3 separate regions of the Homo sapiens genome follow, and all the other regions are linked to region 3. The links are chromatin loops, found by intact Hi-C in ENCODE. Cell type or tissue: dorsolateral prefrontal cortex. All regions are shown on one strand. Links, peaks and the distances in the headings refer to the core of each region. The heading gives the core; the rest is flanking DNA. Region 1 has its middle 17 kb from the start of EIF2S2. Region 2 has its middle 61 kb from the start of RALY. Region 3 overlaps RALY (RALY heterogeneous nuclear ribonucleoprotein).

Evidence for each region. Peaks named below come from ENCODE experiments on the same cell type or tissue, not always from the same donor. Only the 100,000 strongest peaks of a DNase experiment are listed, where the experiment ranks them.
Region 1: it touches region 3 in a loop (5-fold over the local background); 39 of 110 quality-filtered maps call a loop at or near these places.
Region 2: it touches region 3 in a loop (9-fold over the local background); 84 of 110 quality-filtered maps call a loop at or near these places.

Annotation. Positions count from the first base shown.
Region 1 is chr20:34,124,136-34,134,323 of GRCh38, reverse strand. No RefSeq gene overlaps it. Among named protein-coding and RNA genes, the nearest start is that of EIF2S2, 17 kb to the right of the region's middle. RefSeq lists an enhancer at 4,327-4,621 and a silencer at 9,561-9,630. In dorsolateral prefrontal cortex, for the core only: CTCF peaks have their summits at 4,264 and 4,465 (motif pointing right); a DNase peak (open chromatin) is centred at 4,533; H3K4me3 peaks cover 689 bases.
Region 2 is chr20:33,928,205-33,938,392 of GRCh38, reverse strand. No RefSeq gene overlaps it. Among named protein-coding and RNA genes, the nearest start is that of RALY, 61 kb to the left of the region's middle. RefSeq lists an enhancer at 4,695-5,195. In dorsolateral prefrontal cortex, for the core only: a CTCF peak has its summit at 4,779 (motif pointing left); a DNase peak (open chromatin) is centred at 4,722; H3K27ac peaks cover 920 bases.
Region 3 is chr20:34,065,305-34,075,492 of GRCh38, reverse strand. RALY (RALY heterogeneous nuclear ribonucleoprotein) reads right to left here. Exons shown (of 10, transcript NM_016732.3): 3 at 3,163-3,427; 4 at 1,858-1,930; 5 at 1,627-1,674. The coding sequence starts at 3,418. Among named protein-coding and RNA genes, the nearest start is that of MIR4755, 21 kb to the right of the region's middle. In dorsolateral prefrontal cortex, for the core only: CTCF peaks have their summits at 5,262 and 5,462 (motif pointing right); DNase peaks (open chromatin) are centred at 5,482 and 6,069; H3K27ac peaks cover 354 bases.

The DNA of each region.
Region 1 (10,188 bases), core at 2,415-7,414, 60 kb before region 3:
TCTGAATTCATTGTTTTGTAGTATCACCGCACTATCAGCCACACATTCTTCCCAAACTAAAACTTCTGGGCTTTTTGATCCTTTGGGAATTTCCTTGGGCCAAGGCTTCCCCTTAGACTTAGATTATAATGATCTTTAATAAGAAGGGTCCTGTAAATAATTTACCTGTGGCCTGAGTGACATTCCACTCACCATGTGATAAGTAAATCTACTGGTGGTACTGACAGTAGGTACTTCTACCAACCAATTTTGGGTTTCAGGCATTAAGCATCCTTGTGCCCTCCCTAGGCAAATAGGAGTATAACGATACTCAATTGAAATATTCATCATCATTCCTTCTTCCTCGAGTTGGGCAGGGCAACGATCCTCTATGGGGCCAGGTACCCATGCACTATTATTAACATATACTTCAATAGGATTATCCATCCATGTGACTGCCCGAATTAAGGGTGGGAAAGGCACATAGGCCCAGTAGGTATAATTAGCTGCAGCTGCTCCTGCAGACATGGGGTGACTTACCACTGTTGATACAATCATCAAAGCTGCAAGCAGCATACTCTCTGGAGTTTGTGTCACCCTTGTGTTCTCTAGGCTTTTTTCAGAGAACTGTGTCAGCTTTTTCTTTTTTTTTTTGTTTTTTTTTTTTTGTTTTTTTTTTTAATTTTTATTGATCATTCTTGGGTGTTTCTCACAGAGGGGGATTTGGCAGGGTCATAGGACAATAGTGGAGGGAAGGTCAGCAGATAAACAAGTGAACAAAGGTCTCTGGTTCTCCTAGGCAGCGGCCTTCCGCAGTGTTTGTGTCCCTGGGTACTTGAGATTAGGGAGTGGTGATGATTCTTAACGAGCATGCTGCCTTCAAGCATCTGTTTAACAAAGCACATCTTGCACCACCCTTAATCCATTTAACCATGAGTGGACGCAGCACATGTTTCAGAGAGCACAGGGTTGGGGGTAAGGTCACAGATCAACAGGATCCCAAGGCAGAATAATTTTTCTTAGTACAGAACAAAATGAAAAGTCTCCCATGTCTACCTCTTTCTACACAGACACCGCAACCATCCGATTTCTCAATCTTTTCCCCACCCTTCCCCCCTTTCTATTGCACAAAGCCGCCATTGTCATCCCGGCCCGCTCTCAATGAGCTGTTGGGCACACCTCTCAGACGGGGTGGTGGCCAGGCAGAGGGGCTCCCCACCTCCCAGCAGGGGCGGCCGGGCAGAGGCGTCCCTCACCTCCCGGACGGGGCGGCTGGCCGGGCAGGGGGCTGACCCCCTCACCTCCCTCCCGGACGGGGCGGCTGGCCGGGCAGAGGGGCTCCTCACTTCCCAGTAGGGGCGGCCGGGCAGAGGTGCCCCTCACCACCCGGACGGGGCAGCTGGCCGTGCGGGGGGCTGACCCCCCCACCTCCCTCCCGGACGGGGCGGCTGGCCGGGCGGGGGACTGACCCCCCCACCTCCCTCCCGGATGGGGCGGCTGGCCGGGCAGAGGGGCTCCTCACTTCCCAGTTGGGGCAGCCAGGCAGAGGCACCCCTCACCTCCCGGATGGGGCGACTGGCCGGGCGGGGGGCCGACCCCCCCACCTCCCTCCTGGACGGGGCGGCTGGCCTGGCGGGGGCTGACCCCCACCTCCCTCCCGGAGGGCCCCCCACCTCCCTCCCGGACGGGGCAGCTGCCGGGCGGAGGCGCTCCTCACTTCCCAGAAGGGGCGCCTGCCGGGTGGAGGGGCTCCTCACTTCTCAGATGGGGCACCTGCCGGGCGGAGGGGCTCCTCACTTCTCAGACGGGGCAGCCGGGCAGAGACGCTCCTCACCTCCCAGATGGGGTGGCGGCCGGGCAGAGGTGCTCCTCACATCCCAGACGGGGCAGCGGGGCAGAGACGCTCCCCACATCTCAGACGATGGGCGGCCGGGCAGAGACGCTCCTCACTTCCTAGATGGGATGGCGGCCGGGAAGAGGCGCTCCTCACTTCCCAGACTGGGCAGCCGGGCAGAGGGGCTCCTCACATCCCAGACGATGGACGGCCAGGCAGAGACGCTCCTCACTTCCCAGACGGGGTGGCGGCCGGGCAGAGGCTGCAATCTCCGCACTTTGGGAGGCTAAGGCAGGCGGCTGGGAGGTGGAGGTTGTAGCTAGCCGAGATCACGCCACTGCACTCCAGCCTGGGCAACATTGAGCACTGAGTGAACGAGACTCCGTCTGCAATCCCGGCACCTCGGGAGGCTGAGGCTAGCAGATCACTCGCGGTTAGGAGCTGGAGACCAGCCCGGCCAACCCAGCGAAACCCCGTCTCCACCAAAAAAATACGAAAACCAGTTAGGCGTGGCGGCGCGTGCCTGCAATCCCAGGCACTCAGCAGGCTGAGGCAGGAGAATCAGGCAGGGAGGTTGCAGTGAGCCGAGATGGCAGCAGTACAGTCCAGCTTCGGCTCGGCATCAGAGGGAGACCGTGGAAAGACAGGGAGAAGGAGACCGTGGGGAGAGGGAGATGGAGACAGAGATGGAGAGGGAGGGGGAGAGGGAGAGGGAAAGGGAGAGTTCTTTTTTGTTTAACCAATTGAGTTTTGAGTGTTCTATTAGTTCTTTCAACTATGGCCTATCCTTGGGAATTATAGGGAATTCCTGTTGTATGTGTAATTTTCCACTGATTTAAGAATTTTTGGAATGTTTTACTACAGTATCCTGGCCCATTGTCAGTTTTAATTTTTTCCAGAACTCCCATGAGAGCAAAACAATATAATAAATGTCTTTTAACATGGGAAGTACTTTCTCCTGTCTCGCAAGTTGCCCATACGAAATGTGAATAAGTATCAACTGTCACATGGACAAATGATAATTTTCCAAATGAAGATACATGTGTGACATCCGTTTGCCATAACGCATTAGGACATAGACCTCTGGGATTAACTCCCGCCTCTTGAGTGGGCAGGTGTAGGACTTGACTCTGGGTGCAATGTTGTACAATATTTTTTGCCTGTTTCCATGAGATATCAAATTTATTTTTAATCCTGCTGCATTTACATGAGTCAAAGCATGAAGTTCTTGTGCTTTTATGAATGCAGATGATACCAGTAAGTCAGCTTGTTCATTTGCTTTAGTTAAAGACCCTGGTAAATTAGTGTGTGCTTCAATGTGAGTAATACAAAATGGGAAATTTCTTTTTCTCACAGTTTGTTGTAATAAGTTGAACAGCTGGTTTAACTGATCATCAATACTATATTTGATTAGGGCTGTCTCAACATCCCTTGTAGCCTGTACTACATATGCAGAATCTGATACAATATTAATAGGCTGATTAAAATCTTGTAACACTGTAATGACTGTAACCAACTCTGCTCTTTGAGCCCAGTGATATTGAGTTTCGATGACTTGTTCTTTTGGCCCAATGTAAGCTGCTTTTTCATTGCTGGAACCATTAGTAAACACCGTCAGAGCATTTTCTAAAGGTTCATGTCTGGTAATTTTAGGTAAAATCCAAGTAGTCAATTTTAAAAACTGGAAGGTTTTTGTTTTTGGGTAATGATTGTCAATAATTCCCACAAAATCAGCAAGACCAGTCTGCCATGTACAAGAATTGATAAAGGCTTGTCTAACCTGTTCCTTGTTTAAAGGAACAATGATTTTGTCTGGGTCACTTCCACACAATTTTATTATTCATAACCTTGCCTGACCAATTAATGTAGCTATTTGATGCAATGTAAAAGTCTTAATTGTACTGTGAGGAAGGAATGACCACTCCACAAGATCAGTATTTTGAACAATGATGCCTGTCAGAGAATGTGCAGTAGCAAAAATCAAAAGTTGGAGTGGGACCAAGGGATCTATTCTATTTACTTGTGCTGACCAAATTTTTTCTTCAACTAATTCAATTTCTTTTGCTGCCTCTGGGGTCAATATTCTTTTACTATTTAAGTCCGGGTCCCCTCTTAAGATAGAGAACAAATTTGACATGGCATAAGTAGGAATGCCTAAAATTGGCCAAATCCAATTAATATCTCCTAGCAATTTTTGAAAGTCATTTAATGTTTTTAATGTGTCTTTTCTTATTTCTATTTTTTGTGGTTTAATTTTTCTATTTTTTACCTGCATCTATGTTAACTGGGATTGGCGGCCCTATTTTTGCGGATCTGTTGTTGTACCCCATCAATCCACCAGGTCTTAAATTGTAAAAATTGAGAAGGTGAGAGTGATGATTTGGCCAAAATTTCCCAGTCATAAGGAATAAGTCTATTTCCATGAGCAATGGAATCTAATAATGTTCTCATATAAGGAGAATTGGGTCCATACTGTTTTACTCCCTCTTTCATGTCTTTTAGCATTTTTATAGAAAAGGACTCATATCTGGCATCAGCTTGGGGAGGGCCCTTCTCCAGGTAGTATGGGCTCTAATATTACTTGAAATTAAAACGCCTCAGTATCTCTCCTTGTTTTCTTGCCTTCTCAATAATTTCATGTAATGCACCATCCTGTCCACTAGGTGGTGGTGTAGGATTAAGTCTCATAGTGGGCAGCTGAGGCTATATCGCCGTGCGTGCCCTGTGGTGCTGGAAACGTTCCTGGCTGTCCATACTGATTTTCTGGGGGGCGGCTGATACTGAAGTTCGGCTGGCGGTCAGTATTGATAGGGTACTGGCGGTTGGGTCTTACTTTCTACCAGCTGATATTGTGAATACTGTATCTGGATTGGCATTGCTGTGATAGAGACTATCCTTTTCTATCTGATATTCTCTTGGGGTTTGTACTTGTCTAACCTGCATTTGAGGTTGTAATGTTACGGGCATCTGAACTGTGGGAGGAGGAGTTGGCCATCGTGGGTTAGACTCTGATGGCCCCAATAGTTCTAGACCTTTTCCCCCCAATTTTGATGGTTCATAATATATTACCTCCTGTAATTGGTTGTAGTCAACATTTTCCGTTGACTGAGCCATTACACTCTTCTACCCTTTTTTTCTTTTTTTTTTTTTCGAGACGGAGTCTCGCTCTGTTGCCCAGGCTGGAGTGCAGTGGTGCCATCTCGGCTCACTGCAAGCTCCGCCTCCCAGGTTCACGCCATTCTCCTGCCTCAGCCTCCCGAGTAGCTGGGACTACAGACACCTGCCACGACGCCTGGCTAAGTTTTTGTATTTTTTTAGTAAAGACAGGGTTTCACTGTGTTAGCCAGGACGGTCTCGATCTCCTGACCTTGTGATCCATCCGCCTCGGCCTCCCACAGTGCTGGGATTACAGGTGTGAGCCACTGCGCCCAGCCAGACTCATCTACCTTTTTATACTGTGAACCTTGCGTTACTTTCTTGAATTCTGTCCCTGCCTCTTCCTCACAATCTATTACACAGCTTTCAGGGGCATCAGAAACTGAAACGCTATCTTCTTCTGTTTGAAATGATTCTAAACCTATTTTAATAATGGCCCAATCATTCCATACTGTAAGTGGGATGATTTTATCCTCCCTATTTGCTTGTTTTAATTCTTTGCCAATTTTTTCCCAGTCTTTTAGATCTAACGTTCCCTATTCTGGAAACCATAGGCAGAATTGTTCTATTGTTTGAAATAGCATGATTAGATTTCTGTGGAGGCTCTAACTCCCCCTCTTCTTAAAATAACTTTAATAAAGCTGAGATAAGAGGCATATTTGCTTTCAGTTTGACCCATTCTTACCCTGGGTTTCTCTGAGTGCACAAGCTTACCACAAGGCTGATCATGGAAGTCTTCGGGAATCTCTCGTCGATTTGTCTTCAATGATCACACTCTAGCGTATCTTCACCGTAGAGAAAGGAACCCACATTGGGCACCAGATGAAGAGGGCCTGCCCCTGCACACCTGTGGGTATTTCTCGCAAGGTGGAGACGAGAGACTGAGAAAAGGAAATAAGACATAGAGACAAAGTATAGCGGAAGAAAAATGGGCCCAGGGACCGGCGCTCAGCAAGTGAGGACCTGCACCAGCGCTGGTCTCTGAGTTCCCTCAGTATTTATTGATCACTATCTTTACTATCTCAGCAAGGGGAATGTGGCGGGGCTATAGGGTGAAGGTGGGGAGAGGATCAGCAGAAGACCATGTGAGCAAAGACTCTGTGTCATGAATAAGTTTAAGAAAAGGTGCTGTGCCTGGATGTGCACAATCGCTAGATTTATGTTTAAGCTTACATAAACACCTCAGTGCAGTAAAGAGTAACAGAGCAGTATTGCCGCCATGATGTCTCATCTCCAGCCATAAGGAGGTTTTCTCCTATCTCAGTAAATAGAATGTATGGTCGGGTTTTACACCGAGACATTCCATTCCCAGGGACGTGCAGGAGACAGATGCCACACTCTTATCTCTACCGCATAGAGGCCTTCCTATTTCACTAATCTCCTTAGCACAGACCCTTTACGGGTGTCGGGCTGGGGGGCTGTAAGGTCTTTCCCTCCCCACGAGGCCATATCTCAGGCTGTCTCAGTCCGGGGAAACCTGGACAATACCCAGGCTTTCTTGGGCAGGGGTCCCTGCGGCCTTCCACAGTGCATTGTGTCCCTGATTAATAGAGAATGGAGAATGGCGATGACTTTCACAAAGCATACTGCCTGCAAACACATTTTTTTTTTTTTTTGAGAAGGAGTGTTGCGCTGTCGCCCAGGCTGGAGTGCAGTGGCACGATCTCGGCTCACTGCAAGCTCTGCCTCCTGGGTTCATGCCATTCTCCTGCCTCAGCCTCCCGAGTAGCTGGGACTACAGGCGCCTACCACCACGCCCAGCTAATTTGTTGTATTTTTAGTAGAGACGGGATTTCACCGTGTTAGCCAGGATGGTCTTGATCTCCAGACCTCGTGATCTGCCCGCCTCAGCCTCCCAAAGTGCTGGGATTACAGGTGTGATTTTTTTTTTTTTTTTTTTTTTGAGACGGAGTCTTGCTCTGTCACCCAGGCTGGAGTGCAGTGGCTCAATCTCGGCTAACTGCAAGCTCCGCCTCCCAGGTTCATGCCATTCTCCTGCCTCAGCCTCCCGAGTAGCTGGGACTACAGGGGCCCGCCACCACGCCTGGCTAATCTTTTGTATTTTTAGTACAGACAGGGTTTCACCATATTAGCCAAGATGATCTCGATCTCCTGACCTCATGATCTGCCCGCCTCGGCCTCCCAAAGTGCTGGGATTACAGGCATGAGCCACTGCGCCTGGCTGCAAAAACATTTTTAACAAAGCACATCCTGCACAGCCCTAAATCCCTTAAAACTTGAGTCAATACAGCACATGTTTTTGTGAGCACAGGGTTGGGACAAGAGTTACAGATTAACAGCATCTCAAAGCAGAACAATTTTTCTTAGTACAGATCAAAATGGAGTTTCTTTTGTCTTACTTTTTCTAGATAGACACAGTAACAGTCTGATCGCTCTTTCTTTTCCCTATACATTTTGAGTTGATTTTTTGCGTATGGTGAGAGACAGGAGTTTAGTTTCATTCTTCTGGATATGGATATCCAGTTTTCCCAACAACATTTTTCCCCAATGTATGTGCTTGGTACCTTTGTCAAAAATCAATTGGCTGTACGTGGATTTATTTCTGGGTTCTCTTTTTGTTCCCTTGGTCTGTGTTTTTATATCAATACCATGCTGTTTTGGTTATTAGAGCCTTGCAGTATATTTTAAATTCAGGTGGTGTGATGCCTCTAGCTTTGTTCTTTTTGCTTAGGATTGCTTTGACTATTTGGACTTTTTGTTCCATACAAATTTTAGGATTTTTTTTCTGTCTTTCTTGTTTTACTAGAGCAAATCCTCCAGTGCTTTCCTAAGAAAAGTTATGTGGGGATGAGGGGTAAATTTCTGATCCTTGCATGCCTAAAAATATACTTATTTATTCCTCATACTTGACTGATAATATGGCTTAGTATAGGAGTTCTAGATTGAAAACGTATTTTCTCTCAGAATTTTGAAAGCCTCCCTATATCGTCTTCTAGCCACTAATGTTACTATGGACAAAAATGCTATTCCTATTACCTGCTCTTTCATAAGTAACCTGTTGCCCTTTCCCTGCCCCCTCCTCACCTCCTATCACCAAGATTTTTGATTTTCTCTTTATCCTTTGTGTTAAAAAATTTCATGATGATGTGCCATAATGTTTTTCCTTTGTTTTGTTTTCTTTCATTATGCTGGGCACTCAGCAGGCTCTGCCACTCTGGAAACTCAGTTTCTTTGATAATTTTCTTCCATTTCTTCTGTATTTCCAGAACTCCTGTTAATCTAATGGTCGACCTTATGGATTCATCCTCTAATTATCTTTTCTCTTTTATTTTTCCATTTGTATTTCTGTTCTACTTTCTGAGAGATTTCCTCAACTTTATATATTAAGACTTATATAAATTATTTATTTTTCTATTATTATTATTTGAGAACAGGTCTTGCTGTATTGCCCAGGCTGGAGTGCAGTGGCATGATCATAGCTCACTGCAGCCTCCATCTCCTGGGCTTGAGCAGCCCTCCTGACTCAGCCTCCTAAGTAGCTGGGACCACATGCATGAGCCACCACAGCTGGCTAATTTTTTTTCTTTTTTTATTATTTATTTATTTATTTATTTATTTATTATTTTTTTGAGATGGAGTCTCGCTCTGTTGCCCAGGCTGGAGTGCAGTAGTGTGATCTCGGCTCACTGCAAGCTCTGCCTCCTGGGTTCATGTCATTCTTCCGCCTCAGCCTCCCTAGTAGCTGGGACTACACGTGTTCGCCATCATGCCCGGCTAATTTTTTGTATTTTTAGTACAGATGGGGTTTCACCATGTTAGCCAGGATGGTCTCGATCTCCTGACCTCGTGATCCGCCCGCCTCGGCCTCCCAAAGTGCTGGGATTACAGGCGTGAGCCACTGAACCAAGCCTAATTTCTCTTTTTAAAAGAATGTTTAGCAGAGAAGAGGTCTATCTAATATTGCCCTGGTTGGTCTTGAACTCCTGGCTTTAAACAATCCTTCTACCTTGGCTTCTCAAAGTGCTGGGATTACAGGCATGAGCCATAATGCCCAGCCAATTTTTCTATTATATTTTTAATTCCCCAGAGCTGTTACTTACTCTATTTTTTTTAGAGCATTTTATCTTTGCTTTATGGATGCAGTATTTTCTATTATCTCTCATAGACTGCTTATTGTTTTTTAAAAATATTTTTCTGTTCTCTTCAGTTTCTGTTCCCTTTGAGTTTCTTTTTTCTCTATTTGATGCTGTCTTTCCTGGTGGAGGTTTATCTTAAATATCTGGTGACCCTTTGTTGTCTCTTCATATTTAAGAGTGAGTCACTAAGTATTTGGAAGCTCTGTGTTAACAGGAAGTTTATCTGTAGGATGATAAAGTGGGTACCTAGGTGTTTTGTTGGGGGACCTCAAATATCAGTATGTATAGATCTTTCCTCTGGGGTTAATTAATTAAAATTAATTCCCTGATATCTTGCCTGGAGAATACAAGCCTTGCTGTCAGCATTCCTGGAATAAATTTCAGCAGGAGGACTGAGTGCGCTTCACCATTCAGCATGTAGACAATTCATCTAATCTCTGTTTTCAGTCTGAAATCCTCCTACCTTAGCCTCCCTGCTATTATATCTTTAGCTGTGCCTGGTATCTCAGTGTCTGGAACTTCTCTACCTCAATTTTGTCCCAGGGGCTGCTAGGGAGATGAAAGGGTAGTTGTCTAAGTGAGTAGGATGGAGAAAAAGACCTGGCAGTTTCACTTCCTATAAAGGCTTTCAGCCAAACCCTCTCTCTTCTGCCTCTCACATCACCTCTGATCTGCTCTGTCCCAGTCCTGACATTCTAGTGTTCTGCAGTACGAATCTGTTTGTCCCTTGTTAGTATAACCCTCAGCAAACATTTAGAATTGTTTTCTCAGCTCAGCTATGGTTTTCCATCTTCCAAAAATTTGTTGATATCCTTAATCTGCTATTGATTTCTTTCTTATTCTCTTTGTCTGTAGACTGGTAAACCTAAAAATGTTAACTCACTGTCACTTCAGTGATTTGGGGAGTGAACAGGGATAAACATATGTGTTTAATCTGTCCAAGCATAAACAGAAGTGCAAGACTGTCAAGATGTCCACTCTTTGCTCCTATTAAAAAAAGTTAGAACCAGAAAATTCATAGATATGGCTGGGCGAGGTGGCTCACGCCTGTAATCCAGCACTTTGGGAGGCCAAGGCGAGTAGATCATGAGGTCAGGAGTTCAAGATCAGCCTGGCCAAGAT
Region 2 (10,188 bases), core at 1,667-6,666, 140 kb after region 3:
TTGATACTGCTGGCCGATGGACCTCACTTTGCGTAGAAAAGGTGTCAGCTATAGTAGGTTCTATATCTTTTACCCTGAATGAGATGAGAGCAAACGGAGGGTTTGGATGGATAAATGACATCATCTGATGTAAATTTTTAAAGAATACCAGGCCCAATGTGGTGGCACACGCCTGTAATCCCAGCACTTTGGGAGGCCGAGGTGGGTGGATCACCTGAGGTCAGGAGTTCAAGGCCAGCCTGACTAACATGGTGAAACCCCCATCTCTACTAAACACAAAAAATTAGCTAGGCGTGGTGGCACATGCCTGTAATCCCAATGACTTGGGAGGCTGAGGCAGGAGAATTGCTTGAACCCAGGAGGTGGGGAGGTTGCAGTGAGCCAAGATTGCACCATTGCACTCCAGCCTGGGCAACAAGAACAAAACTCCATCTCAAAAAAAAAAAAAAAAAAAAAAGATACCACTGTCTGCTGGGAGGAAAATAGGTGGGGAATGGGGGTGATGAGCTTAGAAACAGGAAGGTCAGTTAGGAGGATCTGGCAATAATCCATGTGAGAAATGCCCTAGGAGTCATTAAGATTTTATCTAAAAGTTTCAGTCTTTTCAATTTAGTATTTATAACTATTTCCCAAAATACAGGACACACATCACTGGTGGTATATGAGCTCCTAAATTTTAGGTAGGACACAAAGTAACCATGTTTTATTTTTATGGTTATGTGTTTATTACAAGTATTTTTGCTTTTCATTTTTAGTGATGATACACAGTTATCTTTTAAAATAAAAGTTTTTAAGTTTATGAACTATGTATTGATTTAAAGTGAAATGTTAAGTAAATTAACAGTGGTGATACAAACATGGCAAATGTGAAGCTGTCTCCCAAATGCCTGAGGTCTAGGAAACGCTGACTTTAAAATAAATAAAATTAGGCTGGGCATGGTAGCTCACGCCTGTAATCCCAGAAGTTTGGGAGGCTGAGGCAAGCAGATCACTTGAGGTCAGGAGTTCAAGACCAGCCTGGCCAACATGGTGAAACCCCGTCTCTACTAAAATACGAAAATTAGCCAGGCATGGTGGTGTGCACCTGTAATCCCAGCTACTTGGGAAGCTGAGTCAGGAGAATTGATTGAACCTGGGAGGCGGGGTTTGCAGTGAGCCGAGTTCTACAGCGGGGGTTGCAGTGTGCCACTGCACTCCAGCCTGGGCAACAGAGCAAGACTATGTCTCAAATAAATAAATAAAGTAAAATAAAATACATAAAATTATTACTGGTTATTTTTTTAATTTCTTTTTTTTTATTCATGATCCTGCTCGTTCTATAAGGTGGTTATTTCTTAGGGTAATTTTTTTTCTTGAAGAACCCGTCTCGAATTCTCTAATAAAAAAACAGTGAGAAAATGGGAACTCAAATCTGAGACAGGGTTTGTGAGCCACCTTTTTAAAATGCACCCAAGTGTAATAAACACTTCTCACAAAGTCATTGTCCAAAAGGACAGCCCTTGAGTAATGGGAGGCACGGTTGAAAGAGTCACCCCGTGGTGGCTGATCTGAGAGGAATGAGCTGGACTCCAGTTAAGGCAGTTGTCCTCAAGCCTGGCAGGGCATAGTCACAGCTTTAAAAAAAGAAAAAAAAAAGCCCAGGCCCCACCCCAGGTCAATCACATCGGCATCTCTGAGGGCAGGATCTGGCACCTGTGTGCTTTGAAAGCTCCCAGGTGATTCCATGCCTGTCTGTCCTCTTGTTCCTCCTTGGTACAGAGGAGAGGGTATGGCTTTTGGGACAATACAGACCTGGGTTCAAATCTTTCCACTTGCATGCTGTGTGATCTTGAACTATTTATTTGACTGAATTTCCCAAATGCACGCAGCTCATCTGTACAATAAGAATCGTCATACCCGCGCCCCCCCCACCCCCACGGCTTAGGGTAGCTGTGACAATTCAATGACACAAGATTTGTCATGTGCCAACAAACAACATGCCAAACAACAGGGGTTCGGTACACTCTCATCCCCTCCTTTCCTCAGTGACACTCCCGCCACCCAGACGCTGGCACAGAATGAGTGTCTGGTAGTAGGACTTCAGCTCCCTTGAGGGATCAGAGGGTGAAGGTCTGAGCTGATTATTTTGGGGGATTAACAATACCTATGAATCAAATCCTTAATTCATTGTTTTCTATTTTTAATTAATATTTAATTATGTCAGTAAAATGGAACCATTCTTTAAAAAAAAATTATGAACGGAGCACAAGTTTTCTTTGCCCACCTTCTGCAATCCTGGTCCATGGCCCCTTTCCAAATATTGAACTTGGCAAGTGCCTTCCAGATCTTTCAAAAATATATTCACGCATTTTATAGGAACCCATAGAAAATATATAATATTATTTTGTATATTTTAGTAAATAAGTGGATTTTTTACCATATATATCATTATGCAGCTTTTCTTTATGCAACAGTGTATTTGCAAGACTTACTCATGTTGTTACATATGCCTGAGTTCATTCCTTTTAGCTCCTTGATAATGTTCTATCGTAAGAATTACCATAATTTATGTAATTATTTTCCTCTTGATAGACAGATTCTTTCCAACTTCTTACCATCACAATCACAGCTCCCGAGGACATCCTTGTATTTACCTCCACGTACTCATCTGTATTTTTAACCTTTAAAATTACTTTTTATTCGCTCTACAGTGGAATCAGCACTGGATTGGGGGTCCATGCACTTTGACCTGGTTGCCTGGCTCCTCTGAATCCTAGGCTCTCCCCTTGGCACAGATCTTTGCTCCTTTTCCACCACGATTCTCTTACCTTAACCACTGCAACTGCCTTGTCACTGAGCTCCCCATCTCTGGCCAGGTCTCTGGTTCCTCCCAATCCTCACCTAACATCAACCACCATGTCATTCTGCTTAAAATCCTCCATTGGCTGTAGAGCCTGGCTCCAGTGAGGGCAAAACCTGCCTGGGTGAAGCACAGAGGCCCAGGGCTGGGGAGCAGGGGGTCAGAGGGCAGGCAACGGCATTGAGAAGGGCCACAGGGGACAGCACAAAATCAACCTGCCTGGAGAACTCCCTGCTGACCACTCAAATACCCAACCCCATGAAGCCTACTGGGGCATAGCTGCCACTCCCACCTCCTGAACTTGCCTGGGACTGTGTCCTGCTACTATTTCACACTCTGCACCCTGACTTTTAGCATGTTATCTTCCTGCCGGACTCCCCTTGGGCCTGTGAACTCCTCAGAGGCCAGGAGTGTGTCTCTGAATCCTCAGCGGCCAATACAGGGATTGGCTTAAATAGCAGGTGCGACTCCATGTTTGTTGAACAATGGCATGAGCTTCCGCTTGAAGCTTGGTGGGCAGAGCAGCCCTGACAGGTGGTCAGCAGCAGGAGACCCCATGTAGGTGTCAACTGGGGATCCTGAAGTTGGCCAAGTATAGTTTGCAGCATCCAAAATGGCAGGGGGGTGCCAGACTGGTCCTAGCTGGGCTGGAGTCTCAGTTACCTATTGCTATTTAATACGCTACTCCACTCCAAATCTCAGTGGCTTAAAATGATGATGTTTATTGTATTAGTCACGGTTCTCTAGAGGGTCAGAACAAATAGGATATATATATGTATATATATATATATATAAAGGAGAGTTTATTAAGTATTAACTCACATAATCACAAGGTCCCACGATAGGCCGTCTGTAAGCTGAGGAGCAGAGAGCCAGTCTGAGTCCCAAAACTGAAGAACTTGGATGCTCAAGGGCAGGAAGCATCCAGCAGAGGAGAAAGATGTAGGCTGGGACGCTAGGCCCATCTCACCTTTTCACTTTTTTCTGCCTGCTTTATATTCTAGCCATGCTGGCAGCTGATTAGATGCTATCCACCCAGATTGAGGGTGGGTCTGCCTTTTCCAGCCCACTGACTCAAATGTTAATCTCCTTTGGTAACACCCTCACAGGCACACCCAGGATCAATACTTTGTATCCTTCAATCCAATCAAGTTGACACTCAGTATTAACCATTACAGTCCACCCTCCCTCCCTCCCTTCCTTCCTTCCTTCCTTTCTTTTTGGGACAGAGTTTCACTCTTGTTGCCCAGGCTGGAGGGCAATGGCTCAATCTCAGCTCACCGCAACCTCCGCCTCCCAGGTTCAAGCAATTCTCCTGCTTCAGGCTCCCAAGTAGCTGGGAGGCATGCGCCACCACACCTGGCTAATTTTGTATTTTTAGTAGAGACTGGGTTTCTCGGTGTTGGTCTGGCTGGTCTCAACCTCTCGACCTCAGGTTATCCACCTGAGCCTCCCAAAGTGCTGGGATTACAGGTGTGAGCCACCGGGCCTGGCCTTCATTACAGTTATTTCTTATGGTTCTAAGGGATGTCCAGACGCAGACGGGAAGTTCTGCTCCACAAGGTATTTTTGGGGATCACTCCCACATTCAGCTGGAGCTGGAACATTCAAGACACACATAGAAAGGTTCTGGCCCCTTCCCTATCCAGGGGCTCATCCCTGAACCTCAGCCTTAAATGGCTCCTCCCATTGCCCTGCCTCTGTGTTCCTTCCTCTATCCTGTCTTTGTGGCAGCCTTGGTTGTCAAGGAGTAGTTGGACCGGCTGGGCCCTGGCTGGGCCTGTCTCCAGAAGGTTAGTTGGATTTCTTTCTCAGTGGCTCAGGGCTCCAAGAGAACAGAAGCTGCTAGGCCTCTTACAAGCCAGGCATGGAACCGGCACAAGTGAAAGCAGGTCACAAGGCCAGCCCAAATTCTAGGGAGGAGAAATAGTGCCACCTCTTGACAGGAGCCTGCGTGTCCAGGGACAGGAGGCGTTGTTGGCGGCCATCTTTGGAGGCATCTCCCTCAGCTGGGAAAGGAAGCCTGAACCCTTGTTTTCCAGGTGCCAGCCTTTATCATCACCTTTATCTAGGTCTTAGGTGGGGTATTGGTAGGAGGAGGACAGGTGGTTGGTAATCCTGTGGGAGTGGCTCAGCATTTGTAGGGAAAAATCCAGAGTTGTTAAGAATTGCCTAGGCCAATTGCAGTGGCTAACAACTGTAATCCTAGCACTTTGGGAGGCCGAGGTGGGCGGATCACTTGAAGTCAGGAGTTTGAGACAAGCCTGGCCAACACGGTGAAACCCCATCTCTACTATAAATACAAAAAAAAAAAAAAAAAAAAAATTAGCTGGGCGTGGTGGTGGGTGCCTGTAATCCCAGCTACTCGATTCTCTAGCTGATGCAGGAGAATCACTTGAACCCGGGAGGTGGAGGTTGCAGTGAGCCGAGGTTGCAGTGAGCCAAGGTTGCACCACTGCACTCCAGCCTGGGCTACAGAATGAGACTCCAATCTCAAAAAAAAACAAAAAAGAATTGCCAAGGCCATCAAAAAGAGGAGGTAGATGAAGGGAACATAGAGGCAGGACAACGGTAGGAGGGGTCAAGGCTGGGGTTCAGGGCTAAACCTCTGGCTGGAGCAGGGGCCAGAATCCTCCTGCCTGTGTCGAAGATGGCCATCATGTCAGGCTGAACAACCATAACCTGATTTCAGCAAGAAGAGGTGAGAAGAAGCATCCAGAAGTTGCCCACCACTCTAATATGTCAAAGAGACCACAGGTCTCACCCCTCCCCACCCACCTGGGCTGGCACTGAACCCCTCACCTACTGGAATCATTTCTAAGCCCACCCCATCCCCATGCCCAGTTACGGACCAGACAGTTTCCTTGGTTTTTTTTTTTTTTTTTGAGACAGAGTTTTGCTCTTGTTGTCCAGGCTTGGGTGCAATGGCAGGATCTCGGCTCACCATAACCTCTGCCTCCCGAGTTCAAGCGATTCTCCTGCCTCAGCCTCCCAAAGTAGCTGGGATTATAGGCATGCACCACCACACCCAGCTGATTTTGAATTTTTAGTAGAGATGGGGTTTCTCCATGTTGGTCAGGCTGGTGTTAAACTCCCAACCTCAGGTAATCCACCCGCCTCGGCCTCCCAAAGTGCTAGGACTATAGGCGTGAGCCACCGCGCCCAGCCCAGTTTCCTTGTATTTCAATTGCCCCCAGTAATAGACTAAGAATATCTGTCCAGTCTCTCCTCCTAATAAATATTTGAACAGCGGTTTGTTAATTTTTCTTACCCTTCATGATGGAGATTAATTGCTATTTTACATTACATGCAACTTCTATTAGTTTGGGATTTGCTTCCTCAGTGATACCACAAACATTGGGCTTGAATAACACATTTTAACCTAGACAAGCTCATTAAATTCTTGAAGGTGCGTGGACAGAAAGGGGGGAGAACTGGCCCTAGTTTTGCAGTTTTGAGGGCATCAATTTAAATCCATCAGGCAAGTGCCAAACAGGTTTGGGGTTGGGACATGCTCGATGAGGAAGGATGGAGGTTACTGGAAGGACAGTCCTGTTCAGTCCTGCTGCATCTCAGGCCACCAGAACCAGCCCTTCCCCAGAACCAGCCCTTCCCCAGAACCAGCCCTTCCCCAGAACCAGCCCTTCCCCAGAACCAGCCCCACCCCACCTGGCTTCACCCTCAAAGTGTCCAGAGCCTTGGTGCCAAAGAGTTCACCCTGACCCAAATAGGACTGTTGAATCCTATTTTTTAGGGTCCAATTTTACTCCTTGGACCTGACAGTCCTGCTGAGAGGGGTAAAGTTTTCTCACCTGTAAACAGGAGTGGTCATGCCCATTATCATGTTCACCATCATTATTGTCATAAATATCATGCTACCCCTAGACCCAAGGGTTGGACCCTGCTAACACCTGGGATGCACCCCCACTTGTGACTATAGCACCCTATATTATTAAGAACCCCTCTAGTCTTGAAGCCAGCCAACCCAACCACTCCCACTCCTCTCTGACTCGAGACCCTGCTGGCTCCATTGCTTCCTCTCTCCTGCCTACACAGATTATGATCGTACTCCACTTTTTTTTTTTTTTTTTTTTTTTTTTTTTTGAGGCAGTCTTGCTCTGTCACCCAGGCTGGAGTGCAGTGGCACGATCTCAGCTCATTGTAACCTCTGCCTCCCGGGTTCAAGTGATTCTCGTGCCTCAGCCTCCCGAGTAACTGGGATTACAGGCACCTGCCCCCAAGCCTGGCTAGTTTTTGTATTTTTACTAGAGACGGGGTTTCGCCATGTTGGTCAGGCTGCTCTCAAACTCCTCACCTCAGGTGATCTACCTGCCTCACCCTCCCAAAGTGCTGGGATTACAGGCATGAGCCACCGCGCCTGGGCCAATACTATTTTAAGACCAAAGAATCTAAGACGTTTCATAGAGTTATAGAATCAGGTGTCTGTAAGTTATTCTTAGCTTCCTGAAAGACTCCTAACTTCTAGATCAGGGGTGCCCAATCTTTTGGCTTCCCTGGGCCACATTGGAAGAAGAATAGTCTTGGGCCACATGTAAAATACACTAACGGTAGCTGAAGAGCTTATATAATTTATACATCACAAAAAAAGTCTCATAACATCTTAAGAAAGTTGGGCCACATTCAAAGCTGCCCTGGGGTGCTTGCAGCCCACAGGTTGGACAAAATTGTTCTAGATCTTAACCTCTGGTGTTAATCATTTGACGCCTTTCAATTATGCTGAGAATGAGAAAACATACTTGAAGTCATAACCAGAAGCAGCTACGGAAGAAGTTGGTATTTAACACTAGTCATTAGTGCAGACTCCCACAGGTACGGTTCTTTTCCCTGTGGGTCTTTACATCTTTTTTTCCTCCAGGGGCCTCAGTCAGGCTCATCACAATTAACCAGAAAGGTTGTGATCATGTTTTACCTCAAAAGAAAAGGGCATGTGGCCTCGATTCCTGACCTTCTGGGTAGCTCCTGGCCTGTATGCAGATTTGCTCAACTTTCACTCTACAAACCATGGATTTATTTTGGGGGGCATATTTACATAGCCACAGAATGTCTTGGGGCTACCTTTCCCCCAGAGCAAGAGGCATCAACTTGCCTGATAATTCCATATTTGAGGGAAGAATCTGGAAGAGTCCAAGAGAATTTGCTGCATCTAGATAGGGAAGAGGCTAAACTAGCTTAGGTTCCAGAACACCTAACACCCCACTTATGTAACTACTTGGAGAGCCACGGGGGAGAGGCACAGGGCAGTGCTCATAGGTACCAGAACTAGAGACTCAGGAACCCAGAAACCCTTTCCCTCTCTTGGAATCCACGTTTCCCTCTCTCCCCTCCCACGCCAGCTTCCTCTGCCCGTATCTCCACATCATGTCCACATGCCACCTAACTGTTTGGGTTCCCCCAGAAGCTGACCTTGAGACAGAGGTTCAAGGGCAAGTCATTTACTTGGGAGGTGATCCCAGGAAGTACCAGTAGGGGAGTGGCAAAGTGAGACAGAGAAAAGAAAGGCACATGATCAAGCCAGTTACCCCGTGGGCAATGGGAGCCCATTCCTGCCCGGGGATGCTGGAGACAGTGTAGATCATGGAAGCAGAGTTGCCCCACCCCAGGCAAGGGAGCTGGGTCTGTATCCCATCAGTCATTGGTGGAGGGCTGCTTCTGGCCATTAACCCTCTAGTAGGCTTTCCCTGCATGCAGGTGGACGTGCCCTCAGCAGAAAGCAGCCAGATAAAAGCCCTCAGGTGGGAGGTGGCAGGTGTTTGCGATTATACCTTCAGGGGGTAGAGCTGAGGGTCTTGCAGACATAGGCAGGGCACCAGCCATGGTGGCTCCCTTGCCCCAGCCCAGATGCTGTGTGAATTTTCATCTCAAGCCCTTTGTTATGGGCTGAATTGTGTCCCCTAAAATTCATATATTGAAGCCTTAATCCCCAGTACCTCCGTATCTGAAGACAATATTTTAAATATTGTCTTCTATCTAAAGATAGAACCTTTAAAGAGGGGATTGTATTAGCCAGGCATGGTGGCGTGCACCTGTAATCCCAGCCACTCAGGAAGCAGAGGCAGGAGAATCGCTTGAACCTGGGAGGCGGAGGTTGCAGTCAGTGAGCTGAGATCGCACCACTGCACTCCAGCCTGGGCAACGAGAGTGAAACTCCGTCTCAAATTTAAAAAAAAATTTTTTTAAAAAGAGGGGATTGAGTAAAATGAGGCCATTAGGGTCAGCCATAATCAGAGCTTACTCTCCTTGGGAGAAGAGAAAATTTGGACACACAAGAGAGACACCAGGGATGTGCACCCAGAGGAAAGACCCCATGAGGACGCAGTGAGAACGTGGCCATTTGCAAGCCAAGGAGGGAGGCCCCAAGAGAGGCCAGCCCTGGGCACAGTGGCTCACGCCTGTTATCCCAGCATTTTGGGAGGCCGAGGCGAGAGGATCACTTGAGCCCAGCAGTTTGAGACCAGCCCGGGCAAAACAGGGAGACCTCTGTCTCTACAAAAATAAAAAAATTAGCTGGCGCTGGGCGCAGTGGCTCATGCCTGTAATTCCAGCATTTTGGGAGGCCAAGGCGGGCGGATCACTTGAGGTCAGGAGTTCCAGACCAGCCTGGTGAATATGGTGAAACCCCCGTCTCTACTAAAAATACAAAAAAAAAAAAAAAAAAAAAAACTAGCCGGGCATGGTGGTGGGTGCTTGTAATCCCAGCTACTCAGGAGGCTGAAGAAGGAGAATCGCTTGAACCCAGGAGGTGGAGGTTGTACTGAGCCGAGATAGTTCTACTGCACTCTAGCCTGGACGACAGAGCGAGACTCAGTCTCAAAAAAAGAAAAATAAAAAAAAGAAAAACATTAGCTGGGCATGGTGGCAATGCCTGCAGCCCCAGCTACTTAGGAAGCTGAAGTGGGAGGATCGCTTGAGCCCGACAAGGTTGAGGGGTGACAGAGCAAGACCCTACCTAAAAAAAAAAAAAAGAGAGAGAGAGAGAAAGGGAGAGAGAAGCCAACCTTGCTGGCACTGTGATCTCACACTTCTAGTGTCCAGAACCGTGAGAAATCCATTTCTATTGTTTAAGCCACCCAGTCTGTGGTATGTTGTGACGGCGGCCCTCATAAATGAAGACACTCTTTCCCAGTTCTAGTTCTCTATCTCCAGACCTGCCTCTGGTTGGCCCAGCCCCTCTTTCAAGCCAGGCTACAGGTCAGAGGTGACTGAGCCTTCTTTGGGTCAGGTGTCCATCTCAGTCCAAACAGCTGCTGTGGGAGAGCAGGGTGCCAGGGTCAGGGTTATAAATGAGGACAGAGCTCTGGAAAGGGAGCCTCACTGGGGAAGGTCACCCA
Region 3 (10,188 bases), core at 3,497-8,496:
TCAAAGCAGCACAAATCCCCAGCTAGGAATAGAGAGGTATGGGAGTGGGGGTCAACTGAGCCTACCTGAGCCTCAGTTTCCCCATATGCCAAATGAGGATGGCTATCCACATTCAGTGTCCACCCAAGGGCACAGCATGAAAGAATTCGGTTAAAAACACACTTTAGAACGTGTAATAGATGAAAGGTCAGGGTACTGAGACCCTCAATTCACGAACCCATGACCTCAGAGGCATAAGACTGAACTCTAAGCCCTTTCCTTACTTGACCTCCTTAATCACCACATCCTTCGTGCTCCATTCCAGAGACAAAGGCCAGGGGCTTGGTAGAGTATCAAGGTTGGGCAGCTCAATCAGACCCCCCCAGGGCTCCCAGGCTGTGCACTGCCCCCAACCAAAGTCATCTCCAAGCCCTCTCTAGGAGGGCTTCCTTTCCAGCTGACCAGGCAGAAACTCAGTAGGCTGAGAAGTGGTCTCTCTGACATCTGTTGCTGCCACCTTTTTCAGGGAATCGCAGCCCAGGGGGTAAACTTTGGGTCAATTTTCCTGACAACGGCCAGGAAACCTGCCATCACTGGGCAAAAGCCCCATTCCTTGGGGCTCCTTTGTTCAGGGAGCCCCTTCCTGGAGGTGGTGATGGCTGCAGATGGAGAGTCTCTGGGAATGGATCCGATCCCAGACCCTGCATTTCTGCCCCCAAGGGGAGGGAACGGCTCTGGCCTTGGTCAGAATCACTGAACCACAGAATCCCAGAGCTGGAGGAGCCTGGAGAGATCACTTGGTGCAAGCCCATTTCACAAACTGGGAAGGGAATTTGCCCAAGATCACATAATCCATTCAGTGGCAGAGCTGAGATTAGCATCTAAATCTTCTGACCCCCAGGCTAAGACACTTTCCACTACACCACACTGTCTCCTGAAACGACTCACAGGGGCGGGGTGGGGATGGGGGCGGACGACTCATGCTCAGAGAGGCACTGTTCTTCTTGGGCTGCCTGGGGTGGGCTAAGCTGGACAGAGGGAGAGAAGCAGGGAGGAGGAGAGATTTGAGTTAGTATCTACCATGATTTCTACTCAAGAATGTGGCTAGTGCTGTTGTAGTGGGAGCCCACAGCCTCTGGGCTGGAGTCTGGGTAGGGCTTGGGAGTGCAGGGTAGACCACAGCCCGCCAGGGACTAATTAGACTTCCAAATGGCTGCTGGCCTCTTGTCTCTAAATATAAACCCAAGAAGCTTAGACTGAGCTCTGGGGCTCCTACCAGCTGCTTGGGCACCTCACAGAGGGAAGGGCTCAAACTCCCTGCAACCAGCGCTGTACCCTGTTGTGTATTCCAACTAGCCACACTTACATAGCTCTTGGCTGTACGGTCTCCTTGAGCCTCACCCAAGGACAAGAAGGAAAAAGGGCAGTTAGCATGGCAGACAGTGTTGTATGGTGGTAGGAGCTCTGGCCTGAGCACCTGCAGCACAGGACCCCAGTCTCAGCTCTGCTACCGACTGGTGGAGCAACCCCAGGCAAACCTCTGGGTTTTGGTTCTCATTTGGAGAACTCAGTGGGCTGCACCAACAATCTCTCAAGACCCTTCCAGCTTGGCTGTTTCATGCCTGGGCACGCCCCTCCCCTGCTCACCTGTCGTAGAAGTCGTCCCGGTAGTAATCATAGTCAAAGATGTAGCCACTGGGGAAACAAAGGGGAGAGGGCTGGAGCTTAGGGACGGCCACTCAGCCCACTTTCCACAGGCCCTCATCTCCAGACACCTCCCCAAGTTCTAGATTCAGCACACTGTCACACCAGCATTTACTCCCTCTGTGGAAAGAGAGAGTCATCCCACCAGACAGACAGACAGTCAGACAGCCCCACCTGTATATGGCAGATGCTGCTCTCTTTAGCCCCTTGGGTCTGTCAGGCTTAGGCTCTCCAGCCATGTTGATGTCTGTGTGGAGGGAGAAGGCAGAGTTGGAATGCTAACATGACAGTGTGCCCACACACATCAACCTCATGCACACGCACAGCAATTCATGTGCTTACACGGTATACACATGGATTCTGCTCACTGATGGTGCCAACAAAGGTCTTCATACATCTAATCTTCAAACATTAGATTCATATCCAGGTATCACATGGATATGCCTGTTTATATGTCCATACACTTTCAGATCCATCCAGGCATGCTCATAAACATGTCCTCCCCCCCGCCCCACCACACACACACGTCGAATATTCCTATATGCATTCTCAAATACACTCATGTAAATGCGTAACACATCAGGTACATGGGAACGCATACACAGAGCCACACTCACACATACATTCACATATCCAGGTAAGAAACTCACACACAGGTAACGTGTATTCTCAAGTACACTCAGTATAGACAACTACCCACATGCAAATGAGCCAATGCACATTCACATGGATGTTCTACCAAACACCTTCATGCCTAGAATAGTCCTTACTACATGAAAAGGTCTCAATAAATACCTGGTAAATGAATATATGTATATCTGCTGACACATTCAAATATGTTCTCTCTCTCACACACACACACACACACACACACACACACTACATCTATACATACAAGGGTTGTGTCCACATATCTCCACATGTTCAGTCAATCCATATACTTCTTGTTCAGGAAAAAACACATACAGATACCCCTTTTCAAACATACACATATACACAGGAGTAAATGCACATGCATGAACACTGTACATACTTCAAGAGAGACCACTAGCATAGTCATATCACATGGACATGACACCAAAACCAAGCGTATTCACACTGTCCTTGTGCTCTCAGGCCCTCCTGCTCGCTCTCAGAAAGGGTTCTAACCTAAGTCATCTGTACCCGGTGTAACAGGCTGTTCTAGGCCACTCTGTTCTCTTTCTCTGGAGAATCTGCATTTTAACTGGAACTGTAAAGCCTGTCACTAAGAAGCTCTGAGAAAGCAGAGACAGGTCAGAAGTGTTTTCCAGAGGCTTCTAAAATTCTTCCCTATAGGGATTAATTTTATAACTATTTAAAACTTAAACATAGCTTATAAATTTATAAAATCTCAGAGCAGTGGTAGCGGTGAGAGAAAGAGAGAAGGGGGTTGAGAACTGGATAGTGATAGCAGCTATTCTAGAGAATACTAGGAGAATATAGTGAAGAGAGGCTTACCCAGGGTCTGCCCGGCCAGCACCCGCCCATTCTCTCCCAGCACAGCTGCCCGGGCATGGCGCTCATTGGAGTACTGAACAAAGGCATAGCCCTTGTGCACAGAACAGCCGGCCACACGGCCATACTTAGAGAAGATGGTCTCCACATCTGATTTCTTCACCAGAGCTGTGTTGAGGTTTCCAATGAAGACTCGAGAGTTGATGGACTTGGGGTCATTCTTGTTGGTTACATTGCTTGCCTGAAGCTTCAAGGACATGGTGCCCACCTGAAGAAAAAGAGCCTCGGTGAAGCTGGGTCCCTGGGCTGGGCTCAAGGACTGCCCACGGCCCATATCCTGGATAAATGAATTGCCTCTTACCTTCCTTAACCCTTATAGCATCCAGCCTACCTGTTCCTGCATCTTGTTTTCTTGTCATATTACCAAGAGTTGCCACATATTGGCTGCTGACCTCATGCCAGGTGCTTTACATACATTCCCTCATTTGTTACTCACATGATATGCAGAACCACAACATTTTACAAGGGAGAAATCTCACATTCAGAGAGACCACAATGTTAGTGAATGGCAGGGCTGGGATCTGACCCCCTGATCTGCTTGACTCTAATTCTTTTGAGTCTACTCCTTTAATGCTCATCTCAAATGTTATCCCATTCAGGATCTAAATTTGAAGATCTTCAATGTAGAACCATGGTCACATGGTATTTGCAAGTGATGTTTACTCTAGACCACCACCATATGATGAAAATTGCAGGGGCCGGGCATGGTGGCTCACAACTGTAATCCCAGCACTTTGGAGGCCGAGACGGGTGCATCACCTAAGGTCAGGAGTTCGAAACCAGCCTGGCCAACATGGCGAAACCCCGTCTCTACTAAAAATACAAAAAATTAGCCAGGCGTGGTGGCGGGTACCTGTAATCCCAGCTACTCGGGAGGCTGAGGCAGGAAAATTGCTTGAACCCAGGAGGTGGAGGTTGCAGTAAGCCACTGCACTCCAGCCTGGGCGACAGAGCCAGACTCTGTCTAAAAAAAAAAAAGAAAAGAAAAGAAAACTGCTTAGTCTGATCCAGACACAGACCTGTCTGAATTGCTACCAACCATTTTGAAAAGGGTATGCTAGCTAAGCCCGATAATGGTTTGAATTTGTGTCCCCGCCCAAATCTCATGTCTAATTGTAATCCCCAGTGCTGGAGGTGGGGCCTGGTGGGAGGTGACTGGATCATGGTGACTGAAATCATGCATTTCCCCCTTGGTGCTGCTCTCATGATAGTGAGTGACTGCTCGTGAGATCTGGTGTTTAGACGTGTGTAGCACCTCCCACTGTCTCTTTTCCTCCTGCCCTGGCCATATGAAGACGTGTCTACTTCCCCGTCGCCTTCCACTATGATTGTAAATTTCCTGAGGCCTCCCAAGAAGCAGAAGCCTGTACGGCCTGCAGAACTGTGAACCAATTAAACTTTTCATTATAAATTACCCAGTCTCAGGTATTTCTTTATAACAGTGCAAGAATGGACTAACACAAAGCCTCACCAGGCACTCGCTGTGGCTAAGGGTGGTATACAATACTGAATAATCCCAAGATCCCACAAGTTAATGTCATGATTACTCATATTTTACCAGAAACTGATTGACAAGTTCATTAACTTACTAGTAATGAGCATTCGAACACAGGTCAGTCTGTCACTAAAGTCTATTTCTTTCAACTTTATCATTTTGCTTCCCAGAGCTAAAGCCAATTTAGATACCACAGAAAGTCAGCACATTCACCTGAGAATTATTTTTAATAAATTTATTTTTTAGTTACCCATATTAATACTAACTCGTTCAAATTTTGTTCTGTTTGGCTTAGAGATGAGACTGCACCTACCCTTTGCTCTCTATATTCTGGCCAGGTCTTTTACCCCAAAGGGCTGTACAAATTTTTCCCGTACAGTTTACGGCTGGGCATAGGCTCCAAGAGGAAAGGGGAAAGGAGAGAAGCTCAATTTCAGTAGGAAAAGCCTCAAGTTAAGCCTTGGCAGTTCCCGGCCCAGTCTTCTGCTCATTGGTACAGGTTGATGCCACTCCCTTTTGGAACCCTCCTATCTCAGTAACCTAACCTTAAGGCCATTTCAGGTGATAAAAGACTCCAAATAGCATATATAAAAACTTTCATCAGTCTGCCAACCTATTTACCTAATATTTTGGGGGGACTTCTTTTCAGTGAACTGGAAAAGATACATCTGTATCTCTTATCCCACTAGGGGATAAGAGACTCTTTTTCTCTTAAATCCTCCCAGCCTGGAAGCTGGCACGTTCTGACCAGCAGGTGGTACTGTTTACAAGGGAATCATAGGCTGGACGTGAGCCCAACTTGGGAAGAAACTGCTCCCAGGGTTAGGCTTAAAGTGAACCCAATGGATATACTAGAGTCAGCAGTGCATTATCTCAGATAAAGGAAAGGGGCTGAGAGGGTCCCATCACTGCTACTGATGAAGGGGCTGGTGCCAGCTTTGGAACTGACTTGGAAAGAGACAGACTCTTGTTACTCAGTTTGCCTTTGGTTCCACTCATCTACACTTATCAGGCAGTGAGGGACACAAAGGTAGTAACACACTGTGCATACGAGGCAGGAAATGCTCAATACATGTTTTTCCCATGGGCTTGCCATTCCTCACAGTTCTCGCTGACAGTCCCTCTCCTACATGGATGACAAGCCATTCAAGGGTTAATTCCTTGTCTATCCACGGGTATACAAGAAGTTAATAGGGCCCCTGTGTGGGCATCAGATGATTCTCTCCTAGGTGGTTCAGCTCAAAGTGCTATAGTTTTGGCCTAGGGAGAAGCCACCTGCTTTGGCTAGAGGGAGTCAACCAAGCCTGGGGTGTGGATAGAGATACAAAGAGTGACCTCTACTGGGAGCCACAAGCACCACTGAGCAGGAAGCATTTGCTGAACAGCTGTTCGTGGTATTGTGACGAGATCAGGACTCACCTTGACTGGTGAGCCAAGTTTTTAAGGTTTGGCCCTGCCAGTCTTTTCTCTCATTCCTTGGGGTTTGGAATGATGTACATAAAAGGACTTTGCAAACCCTAAAGCCCTTCACAAGATCTTGTAATTACACTGGCTTGCACCTCTTTATTCCAATACTGCCATCTGCGAACCCCATTCTAGATGAGGGTAAAGGTCACAGTGGAACACATTCTGTATAATGCCAAGGAGGGGCAGCCAGAAGCCATGGCATATGAAGATCAGTTTTCTGATCTGTAGAGGAGAGACTTGGGAAGTGTATGTATGTGGTTGCAAATGCTGCTCTGGGTGAGAAATCTGCAGTTAAAAGGAGAAATGCTCACCTATGGCATGCGCTAGGTACCCAACCTCTTGAGCTCCTCGTCTAAACAGCCCCCTATCCACTTTCATGCCCTGTACACTCCTTTGGAAAGTGGGATGTGCTACAGTTGTGTGGACTCCCTCAGCCCAAGGAGACAGGTATCTGTGGGGGTGTGCAAAGGCTTGAGTGACCACACACATGTTGATGAGGCTCCTCTAAGTGAGGGATAGAGGTGGGAAAGGGAATGAAAAGGAGGTAGAGCCAGGCTAGGTCTCCCTGAACTGCCAGGTTCAAGTACAGAATCCTAATGAGTCCAAGAATTCTAAATTAAGACATGGTATTCCAGGTTGTTGGGAACATCACAATTTATTAGCTTCATTCAGAACCTTCAAATGTTTAAACATATGGTACATGGGTCTCTATTTGTACTCTTATTACTCTGCCCTGCAAATGTTATAGGGCAGGCCTGACAAAACTCGGGGCACAGTAAGTGTTCAATCAATGTTAGGGAGGGAGTGGTTAAACATATGTCCCAGGAGGTGGTCAGAAGGTCTAGCTGTGGGCTGCCTTAAGTGGTTAGGACCACTAGGGCAGAGGTCCCAGATACCATTTTCTAATCTTTCAACCAAACACCCACTTCCACAGACCAACTCAATCCCTCCCACCCAATTCTTCCTATGCTTTTCAAGGTACCCCCTAGCTTAGAGTGGCAGCCCTAGAAAATATTGACATCCATTCAGCAGGAGCTACTTCACTTGGTAAGCTATTTCCTGCCCTGGGCCAAGCTCTGCCTCACAGATTAGCTGTGTAATTGAGAGCAAGGTGTCTGCAGCCCCCAGGGGTCCTAGGTTTAGCAATGAGCTGAGGAGAGGTGGGTAGAAGGATTGTTCTTGGTGGCTGGGGGAAAGGAGAGAAGCAAATTTATTCCTAGAGACTTCTGCAATGTCAGATGAGCAGAGACCTGTGTGCACATGGAGCTTATAAATGCTCTTACTCGGAAGAACAGAAGAGAAGTTTTACCCACAGTAAAAACTTGGCCAGGATGCTACAGCTAGTGAGTAGCAGAGACAAGATTACCCCATGGGTCTTCTGACGCTAAGTCTAGGGTCCTTATATTCCATTTTTCATTTGGGGCTGGTAAGAGACAGGCCCCCAGGACACTGAGGAGCTGGGAGAGAGCACAGTGTCTCAAAAAAAAAAAAAAAAGAAAAAAGAAAAAAGCTACGTTTGAGAAAACTGGGGACTGGCTCCCCAATAAGTGCCTTCACCTTTACCTGCAGGAGAAACAATTGCTGCATAAAAGCTGGGCCTTTTAAGCTAATTAAAATCCACTAGTGAAACAGGCTTTGAAATGCAATTTACGGCTCAAAGGGATGGGCCTGCTTCTCCAGGCTAGTAAGAGTAGAAGAAATGTGGCAAAAACAAATTCAACAAAAAACAAGCCTGAACATGGAGAAAAGTGGCAGGGGTTTGCAAAGGTAGAAAAGCCCTAAAAGGTACCTCTGATCTTTGGGTAAATGAGACACCCAGAGAGCCGTCACAGTAACAACAGCCACTGGCTGGGCACAGTGGCTCACGCCCATAATCCCAGCACTTTGGGAGGCCAAGGCAGGTGGATCACTTGAGGTTAGGAGTTCAGGACCAGCCTAGCTAACATGGTGAAACCCCGTCTCTACTTTAAAAAAAAAAAAATTAGCCGGGCATGGTGGCAGATGTCTGTAATCCCAGCTACTTGGGAGGCTGAGGCAGGAGAACTGTTTGATCACCGCCACTGCACTCCAGCCTAGGCGACAGAGCGAGACTTTCCGTCAAAAAAAGAAAAAAAGAAAAGGACGGCCACTAATTACTGAATGCTGCACAGTATTACAGTATTTAACCCTCACAACAGCCCTGTGAGGAGGTGTTTGACATAGGGAAACTGAGATAGGTTCAGAGAAGCAAGGTAACTGGTTAATAGAGCAAAGCCAGAACTGGAATCAGGACCTCAAAAACAGGCACCTGCAGGGGCAAGATTGCACATGGCACAGGGATGCCTTGGGTTCTGACTTCCCTGGCAAGATTATGTTACCTTGAGTCAGCCACACACGCTCTCCTTGGTCCTCACCCTTTCCCTTTTCTACTACAATTCCTCACAGTTGTACAGAATTTTAGTGAACAAAGCCAGTTTATATCTCTTATGGTATGAATGTGCCTCCTCCACCAAATCTGTGTGTTGAAACCTAATCCCTAATGTGATGGTATTAGGAAGTGGGGCTTTGGGAGTGATGAGGTCCCAAAGGGAAGGGAAAGACCTCAAGAATGAGTTTAATACCTTTAAAAAAAAAAAGAGCCCCAGGCCAGGAAGTGGCTCACGCAAGTAATCCCAGCACTTTGGGAAGCCAAGATGGGAGGATCCTTTGAGGCCTGGAGTTGGAGACCAGCCTAGGCTACATCATGAGACCCCATCTCTACAAAATAAACAAATAAGAGGCCCAGAGAGCTACTTTGTGTCTTCTATCATGTGCGAACACAGTGAAAAGATGGTTGTCCATGAAACTGTAAGAGGGCTCTCACCAGACATCTGTTGCCCAGGCTGGAGTACAATGGCACGATCTTGGCTCACTGCAACCTCCGCTTCCCGGGTTCAAGCAATTCTTCTGCCTCAGCCTCCTGAGTAGCTGGTACTACAGGTGCCCGCCACCACAGCCAGCTAATTTTTGTATTTTTAGTAGAGACGGGGTTTCACCATGCTAGTCAGGCTGGTCTCGAACTCCTGATCCACCCTCCTTTGCTTCCCAAACTGCTGGGATTACAGGCATAAGCCACTGCACCCATCCCGCCCCATTTTATAAATGAAAAAAAAAAAAAAAAAAAGAGGATCAGCAAAGATAAGTGACTTACTTAAGGTCAACCAGCTGGTGAGGGGAGTGTAGCTAGGGGTCCTGAATCAAGGCTTCTTACTCGACACTCTCCATTCCACTGTCTCAATGGCTGTCTTAACACTCTAAAACTCTGCCATGTCACCCCTCATGTGCTCCAAATCCTATCAGATCAAGTCTAGTCTCAGGCACTCAGAGAACTCTGTAAATCCTCCCCAGCACTAAATCTCTTCCTCCTGAAATACTCATTTCAAGGGAGGAGCTGCTGCTTTAGGTCTTGATGCCCCCAATGCTATTTATAGTCTCTGTCTTGGTTCAGTCCTGCTGGACCCCTCTGGCCTTATTCTCCTGCATGGGGATGAGGGTCACAGCAGCCTGTGGCCAGCTCTCTGCCCTTAGATAACCCTGGGGACATCCGGGTGGTTCAGAAGGAAAACAGCTACTAGTGATGGGAAGACTATTTCTGGAGAAAGTCAAGCAATTAGACTCATCAGTGTCCAGGGCCTCCTTGGTCCAGAGGCTCCTGCTTTTACCAGGCGGCCAGGGATGACAGAACATCTATTAATCTCATTAAACTGGCCAAGCCCTGGTTCATTAGCAGTGCCCAAATGATTGTTACTGGCCAGACAGGACTAATTTCCCAAGGAATGCTCTTTAGTTCCTGACCATTCCCACTCTCATGAGTCAGCTCCCTGCATGTCAAACAGCAAAAGCTCCTGGATGGGTGAAGTGTAAGCAGTGCAGGCTACAGGTCCAGAAGGCTTGGCCTTGGCTCTGCTGTTCTTAGTCATGTGACCTGCAACAAGTCATTTAACTTCCCTAGGCCTTCTTGTCTTTAATCCGAAAACAGAAATAATCTC